3 separate regions of the Homo sapiens genome follow, and all the other regions are linked to region 2. A link is an interaction called in ENCODE POLR2A ChIA-PET data of the cell type or tissue named here. Cell type or tissue: OCI-LY7. All regions are shown on one strand. Region 1 overlaps DLEU2 (deleted in lymphocytic leukemia 2). Region 2 overlaps RNASEH2B (ribonuclease H2 subunit B). Region 3 has its middle 41 kb from the start of C13orf42.

Region 1 (2,500 bases), 830 kb after region 2:
CATGGACCATCATCCACCTCTGAAACTATATGCAAACTATTCACATACATGCATGATTCTAGAGAAAGGGTCTATAACTTTCAACACATTTTCAAAGTTTAAGAATCACTGAGCTGGGTGCAGTGGCACTTGCCTACAGTCCCTGCTACTTGTAAGGCTGAATGGACGATCACTTGAGTCCAGGAGTTTGAAGCCAGCCTGGGCAATATAGAGAGACCCTGTCTCTTAAAAAAACAAAAATCACTGGACTAGCTGATAGAACACCAATGTTCCTTAAAAGAATAGTTTGGCAGTGTCAACACTGCAAAATTTTAGTTTGACTTTTTGATATGTATATTTTTAACTATAATCATAAAACCTTGATATGGGTTGAAAGTTTTTTTCTTGTATTTTTCCTCTGTGTGTTTTTTATAGACTGTGTATATGGAGAGAGAGAGAAAAAGAAAACTCACCCATGTACAAGAGCAAGCAAATGATATAGATGTTCTTTGAACTCTTTTTAATATTGTAACTTTTTGTAAATTTGAAATTATTTCCAAAAAAAGTTGTATTTTTTAAATTAAGTCCCATCTCAGAGAAACAAGACCAACACGAAAATAAAAGGAAGTTGAAAACCCTGCTAAGCAAAGTTTTTAATACATTCAGTAGTATATACTGTTTTCAAGGTACTGTCTGCATTCTTTCTTTCTTTTTTTTTTCTCGAGACAGAGTCTTGCTCAGTGGCCCAGGCTGGAGTGCAGTGGCGCGATCTCGGCTCACTGCAAGCTCCGCCTCCCAGGTTCATGCCATTCTCCTGCCTCAGCCTCCCGAGTAGCTGGGACTACAGGCGCCTGCCACCACGCTCAGCTAATTTTTTTGTATTTTTAGTAGAGACGGGGTTTCACCATGTTAGCCAGGATGGTCTCGATCTCCTGACCTCGTGATCCGCCTGCCTCGGCCTCCCAAAGTGCTGGGATTACAGGCGTGAGCCACCGCGCCCGGCCTGCATTCTTTCTTGAAAGATGAACAGACCTATAGCTTTCACAGTTTTATCTAAATAAGTTAATATGTTGAAGCCAACATTGCATCAGTTGTAGCTTACTCATTATAAACTTCAGCAGGAGGGAAAAAAAGCATAGAAATTACAAGACCTCTGTTCTTCACACTACCCATATTTAGCATCCATTAGCTGGTGATTGCATTTCAGTTTCCAAGAGCAAAACCCCAGATTTTAAATTATGACTTCAGTTCTACTCTTATTGACAAGTAAAGAGGGGTATGCAGAGACACAAACTAACTGTGAGTGGAAAGGGGTGGGGGAGGGATGATTAACTCTTGACTGTATTGAAGAAAGCAAGCTGACACTTCTGCCCTAATTGAGCACCTAAGTAATTGAGTTCTTTCTTCTTATAAAGTACATTACTTTGTAGGGTATTAAAGTTCCAGGCAGGAATTCTTACTAGTTTTAACCCACGAATTTGATGGTCTAAAGTAAAAGCACTTTTCCCGTTTTTCCTTTGAAATTTAACTCAGGAATTTGCACCCCCTTGTGGTCAAATATAAAATTCTTAGTTTTCAAAAGACCGTTTTTTACAATCGGGCTCTCTGTTCAGGCATAGGAACTACTGTATGTTAGTTGATTTTGTTTTCTCCCATTTTAGCAAATCAAGAAGCTTTCATGAAAGATTTTTTCTTAAATAAGACTTTAAACACAATTAGACTTAAATCTTCTAAAAGTGACTTACACATAAACTTTAGTCTCTGCAAAATAGAGATAATTGCACCCACTTAATGAGTTACATGATGATTCGATGGAAAAATGCATGTACATGCTTAGCCCAGTGTCTGACACATATTAGGTCTTCAATAAATGTTATCATTTATCATCATCACTTTAGAATTCTCTTGACATATTATATCTAAAAGGGGACTAAGATAAAAAATTCTACAGTGAGGAAACCAGATTGTGCTACTTACCTATTTGTAAGTTCTAGTACAATTTTACACATGTCTCCCAAATATACCACTTATCCAGACCCCCCCTAGCTGATTGTCCCCACAGGTACATTATATTTTTAAAGTACAAACAATATGTGGTTATCCCTGAATGCTAGAAATTTGGATGATTTTTACTTTATATATATTTTAGATGGGCCTCGGTTTTTTAACCTTAACAATCAGAAAAAGCAATAAATCTATTCCATTTCCAGGTATTATTCTTATGAGATGGTAAAATAAATTAACATCCTTATTTGCCTAACAGGGATCATTATTCATATTTGGGAAAAATCATTTGTCAGTTTGATTTATCATTTTAAGGAGCTCTTGAATAAGAATGCTAACCCCGCCCAGCGCGGTGGCTCACGCCTATAATCCCAGCACTTTGGGAGGCAAAGGCAGACAGATCACGAGGTCAGGAGTTGGAGACCAGCCTGACCAACATGGTGAAACCCCGTCTCTACTAAAAATACAAAAATTAGCCGGGCGTGGTGGCGCGCACCTGTAATCCCAGCTACATGGG
Region 2 (2,500 bases):
TTTCAGGGCTGTCCCTATCAACAACCATGTTTCTAGGAACAGCCTGTGCACTGGTGAAGAAGCTAGTAAAAATATTCAGGTTCACAGCCAACTCAGAGCCACAAAGACCAGCAAACATACTGAGATGGAGCATGGATGGAGCATGAACTATGTGGGAAGCAGGAAAAATTGTGGAGTGCTAGAAAAGACAGACCTGATTGGGGTGACTGAGAGCAACCAGGTTTGGTTCCAGGGAAGGAGGTATGTCTGGTCCCTAGTCATCAAACTGAGAGCAGTTTGAGACCAGCCTTTCCTGGTCCTCTGGCCTCTCCCACAGTGGTGAGGCATCATTATTCAGTCAGCAGAGTGGCCTCTGGCACATGCAGGAGTCCTGGAAAAGGACTTGAGAGAGCTGACAGTCTCTGCCACTGGATTTCTATTGTATGTTGACAGATTACTTGACTTCTCTGAGTCTTGGTTTCCTGATATGCAAAATGGTGATAATAAAGCCTGCCTTAACTGCTTCCCAAGGTCATCAAGAGGGTCAAATACAATTATATGAAAGTGTTTTGCAAAGTTATAACAGCTAGAAGTTGCAGGCCTAGAAGCTGGGCTTCCTAAAAATTATACAAACTTTGACTAAATGAAGGCAAGTACAAGTTACAACTAGAACCCAATTCTCCATACAAATAAACCTCTGCTATACCTATATACAAGCCAGTCAAACAGACTACCAGCAACTGAGAAACCCCTAATGTTGGCCATAGGCAAGACAGCTCATGAGTGGCTGAGGTTTCTGGCCAGAGCTCAGAGTCCCACTGGTGAAACGACGTGGTAGCTAGTTCCTCTGCTGTCTATCCTGTACCCTTTCCTTCTTCCAGAAAAGCACTCTTTAGCCTCAAGTGCCCACTTTGTCCTCCTCCTCTCCCACCTTGTGCTTACAGCCTGCCCCTCCCTGGCTACAATAGGTGGTGGAGGGTGGGACTGCATGTGACCACAGCAGGACCAGTCAGAAGGCTGTTTTGAAAGGTTTCAAACTGGAACTAAGAGGAGAGACCCCTCCCAGCAGACACTGGGGGGATCTGCAGCTTGGGAATCACGTGAAACCAGTTTTTCACTAAATGCAGGAAGTTAGTTTGAGAAGAGGAAGTTAACACTCAGAGAGGCAGAAACCCTGGACTCCTGCTGCTGCAACACCCTAGGGCCAGATGTCCTATGCTCTCCACCACCCCTGCTCCTTCCTGGGAGGATGTGAACCTGCTAAGGAACTCCCAAAGAAGTTCATGTTTGATTTTGTAACACACAACCCAGGTGCACTGACCCCACATTAAAAAATGGCAATTTCCATACTAAGGCAGACTCACAGGCTATTCAAACCAGTATCCGGTTTCAGGAAAGCACACCAAGGGATGTTTGCAGGAGGCTATGGTTGTCCTCAAAAATGTAACCTGCTTTGAATGGCTTTTGAAACATCCTAGTTTGCCATTGGGTCCAATACAGCTCTGTAAATGTATCTTTACCTCTTTTGCACCTATTTGTATTTTCAATCTTTATCCACTTTCAAAGATAACCCATTCCAAATATGTACTGTCTACTGTCTGAAGCAATAAGTATTACACCTCTTCAATGTTCAAAGCCTAAAATACAAATTCTCTTTGTCAACTTGTTTCATATCACTGTGTGAGTTTCTGTCCTTATCAAAATTAAGAGGAAAAAAACAGCCCCTACCTCTATTAAATCAACTGAACTTTCTCCAATTTTATGTAGAACAGCACCATATAAACTTTTATGTAACCCCAATCTCCCTGAGTGTTTTAGTGTTACATTAAATAAGTAGTAAGGGTAAACAATGAAATAAAGGCAAAAATAGAAAAATAAGAAAAAAAAATTTAAGAAGATTGGAATTCATTTTGTAATGTAAACAACATGAAAAAACTGGAAAGAAATATCTCCAAAATTTTTATTTTGGGTGAGGATGATGGACAAATTATTTTATTCTTTATTTTTTTCCCCATATTACTAGAATTTCTATACTGGGTAAATATTATTATTCTAATTATTTAAAGTTATCAAAAAAAAAAACCACTGTGAGAAAAACGTGTAAATGTAGAGTTAACTGGTCAAAAGAAGGTTAAAAGGCAACAACAATAACAAAAAATCTTTAAAAACAATCAGGCAAAGGTAGCCAATCATGCAGGAGAGCCTTACCAAATGTTGAGACCTAGGCCCTCGGAGGAGTAAGCCAGCCTCCAGCTTAGCTGTTTCGGGGACAGATAATGAAACAGGGACTAGAACATGCAGCCCCAAATCCCTTACATCCCCTTGCCACGGGGTGGCCCATTCTGCTTTAGCAAACAGTCATCCTTAGACAAGGAAGTCATAAAGGTAGCTCTGAATAAAGGCCTGGAAATCCTACGTGACATGCTCTACTGTTTGGAGGTTGTGCTCTGAAGCAGAAGGCTGAGGTGCCCACACTGAGAAGCGAAATGGCCACTCAGGGAAAACACACTTGGACTCTCTC
Region 3 (2,500 bases), 150 kb before region 2:
TTGGGCACGATAATAACATTTCCTAACATATAGTGTCATGGTGAAGGTTAAATGAATTTACACCTGTTAAAGTGCCTGGTAGATAGTAACTGTTAACTATTGTCATAATGAAAGAATGTTGATTTGCTATCACTTAGGATATTCAAAAATTGTGCCACACACTCTGAAAGTAGCTGTAAAAGAGAAATTCTCAAAATGTTTCAATTGGAGGAAGTACAGTCTCCTGAGAAAGCTGTTTTGAAGAAGACAGCACTGCACCGACTTGTGGTTAAGATTGGGCTCATGGGACCCTCATGAGCACCTGATAGCATAATGCACATAAAGCCCTTGGCCTGGTGTCTGGCAGAGTAAGCACAATAAATATTCAGTTCATATTATTATTATTATTAGGGCTCTCAAAATACATAAATCTGCAAGTTACATTCAGTTGGTTACAATGTAACAATCCTTTTTTGTCATGCCTCCTTATATATAGTCCCCAGATCACCTGGTTTATTTGCAACTTTTCCTTTATCAAATGGAAGTATAGATTAGGTTAGATTTGAAGATTGTTGACTTTGGTCTTGAGGAGCCCTTACCTCGAGTGCCAGTGTTGCGAGACCTCACCTCCATTCTTGCCTGGGTTCTGTACATAATGTACAAAGTCAGATGTATATTCTCTTTGCAGTTCTGGGACCACTGCACCTGGAGAAGGTTGTAGCCTCATTTTACACTGAGGGGCACTATCACTTGGGAAAGACAGAGGACTTTTTCATGATTACTCCAGACCTCAAGTACCAGTTGCAGGGTGAAGACTCAGACTTGAGCCCAGTCCTCTGAGCCATGATCCTGCACCTGGTCAGGATTTGTGAGTCTTCAGAGCCACACACCTCCTGCCTCCCTTCCTGCGGGAATGACTTACACAGCGTCCTGTTGGCATGTGGGGCTTTGGCCACACGGTGGCGCTTTACGCTCAGCAATCCCGCTGGTCCTCTTAATGCATCGCTGAAGATTTGAAAATCAAACTGAAAAGGAAAGAGCCCTGCCCTCTAGTTCTTAGAATACACAGATATCATTGTCAACGAGTATGGGGCCGTTAGCAATTGAGGAGGTGAGCTGGGTTCACTAGCTGGTTACCACCCTGTAGGAAATGCCTCAGTTCTTGCTGGTTTCATCCATCCTAAGGGGAAATCAAAGGACCTCTTGTCTGAAATCAAAGGATTCAGAATTCCACATTCAGAGCCCATTTTCAGGTGTTTTTCACAACATTGTACTCAACCACATGTGTGAATCAAACCTCACTTTCCAGTGTGGCTGATGAAATAAAATGGGCTCACATAAGCCAGAGTTTTGACATTCCTGGAAAAAGAGATTTTTTTTCTGAAGATATTGTCTGACTCCAAGACAGGCCTAAACCTCTTCCAGAAAAAAGAGAGGGGTTAACAGCAGCTAGTTTTATTCTTCTCTTGAAGGTGATATAGGACATAGGCCTGGTTGTGAATACCAGCTCTGACACTAACTAGTTTTGGAGCCTCAAGGAAGCTACTTCATGTCTCTTCACCTCAATGCTCCCATCAGTCAAGGGTGTTTATGATAATAGGACCTACACTATAGGATTGTGGTAAGGCTGAATTAATATTAAGTAGAACGAAATGCAAGTGGTTCAGTTCGTTCAATTCTAAAGTCTTTGACCTGTAAAAAATGGCAATTTCATGTGGCTCATTCTAAAACATGGAAAGTGCTTTGTGCCAGGCATATTGTGAGGCTTGGTGAAAGTGAGTGATTATTATTACAGCTGGCATGAAAAGAGTACAAGCACTTACTATGAACATTTAGGAAAACAAACCGCCCTGTCTTCTGGTTATTTTTTTCCTGAAGATTCTTACTGATAGCTGACTCAGTTGTTGCTGCATACTAAAGTTTCTAATACGCAAATATGCCAAAAGAGATCTGGCTGTTTATCATAGCTCCACCTTTAGCCAGGTTATCCCAGCCTCAAGACATCTTTCAATGAGATATTAATCCTACCAAGGGAGAAAACTCAAGGCCATCCCAGTACCACCTGCCACACGAGTAAAGCTGAACTCTTTCATTCTGTGCCTCTGCGGTCCCTAGGTGATGGAGACCTCCCTCTGCAGAGCCTGCCTCTCAGAGAGCACTCTATGCCTTGGACTGATGTGGAAATTGATCCTCTCAGTCCCTCTGAAGCACACACATCAAAGTTGAACTGTTCTATGTCCTTTTCCTTCTTAGGTGAATACTAGCTAATCTGTTCAGCCAAAGGAATATATTTTTATTCTGTCAGAAGTTTCCCAAGTTGTAGCTAAAAGGAATGAGAATTTCAGAGACCTGGCAGGCCTGGGGGGTGGGGGGTGGGGGCGTATTTTTTAACAGACGGGCCTCTGGGAGCCCAGCTTCAGCCACACCCTGTCTTGTGTCCGGGGACACCTTCCTCTGCTGATGTAGGCCTTGGAAAGAAAGCCAGCAGCGGCTCAGAAGCCAGGCAGTCTGAGGTAGACTG

What was found. ChIA-PET counts read pairs that join two places held together with the same protein. Peaks named below come from ENCODE experiments on the same cell type or tissue, not always from the same donor. Only the 100,000 strongest peaks of a DNase experiment are listed, where the experiment ranks them.
Region 1: POLR2A ChIA-PET joins it to region 2 with 11 read pairs; 11 of 35 experiments call an interaction of 5 or more read pairs at or near these places.
Region 3: POLR2A ChIA-PET joins it to region 2 with 15 read pairs; 3 of 35 experiments call an interaction of 5 or more read pairs at or near these places.

The regions. Positions count from the first base shown.
Region 1 is chr13:50,084,204-50,086,703 of GRCh38, reverse strand. The region is part of intron 1 of DLEU2 (deleted in lymphocytic leukemia 2); the gene reads left to right. All of the region lies in intron 2 of DLEU1 (deleted in lymphocytic leukemia 1), which reads right to left. Among named protein-coding and RNA genes, the nearest start is that of DLEU1, 3.3 kb to the right of the region's middle. In OCI-LY7, CTCF peaks have their summits at 1,327 and 1,528 (motif pointing left); a DNase peak (open chromatin) is centred at 1,553; H3K4me3 peaks cover 1,483 bases; H3K27ac peaks cover 1,257 bases.
Region 2 is chr13:50,915,581-50,918,080 of GRCh38, reverse strand. All of the region lies in intron 1 of RNASEH2B (ribonuclease H2 subunit B), which reads right to left. Among named protein-coding and RNA genes, the nearest start is that of RNASEH2B-AS1, 6.1 kb to the right of the region's middle. RefSeq lists an enhancer at 741-890. In OCI-LY7, CTCF peaks have their summits at 2,101 and 2,302; DNase peaks (open chromatin) are centred at 1,130 and 2,310; H3K4me3 peaks cover 2,081 bases; H3K27ac peaks cover 2,341 bases.
Region 3 is chr13:51,068,671-51,071,170 of GRCh38, reverse strand. No RefSeq gene overlaps it. Among named protein-coding and RNA genes, the nearest start is that of C13orf42, 41 kb to the left of the region's middle. In OCI-LY7, CTCF peaks have their summits at 711 and 934 (motif pointing right); a DNase peak (open chromatin) is centred at 970.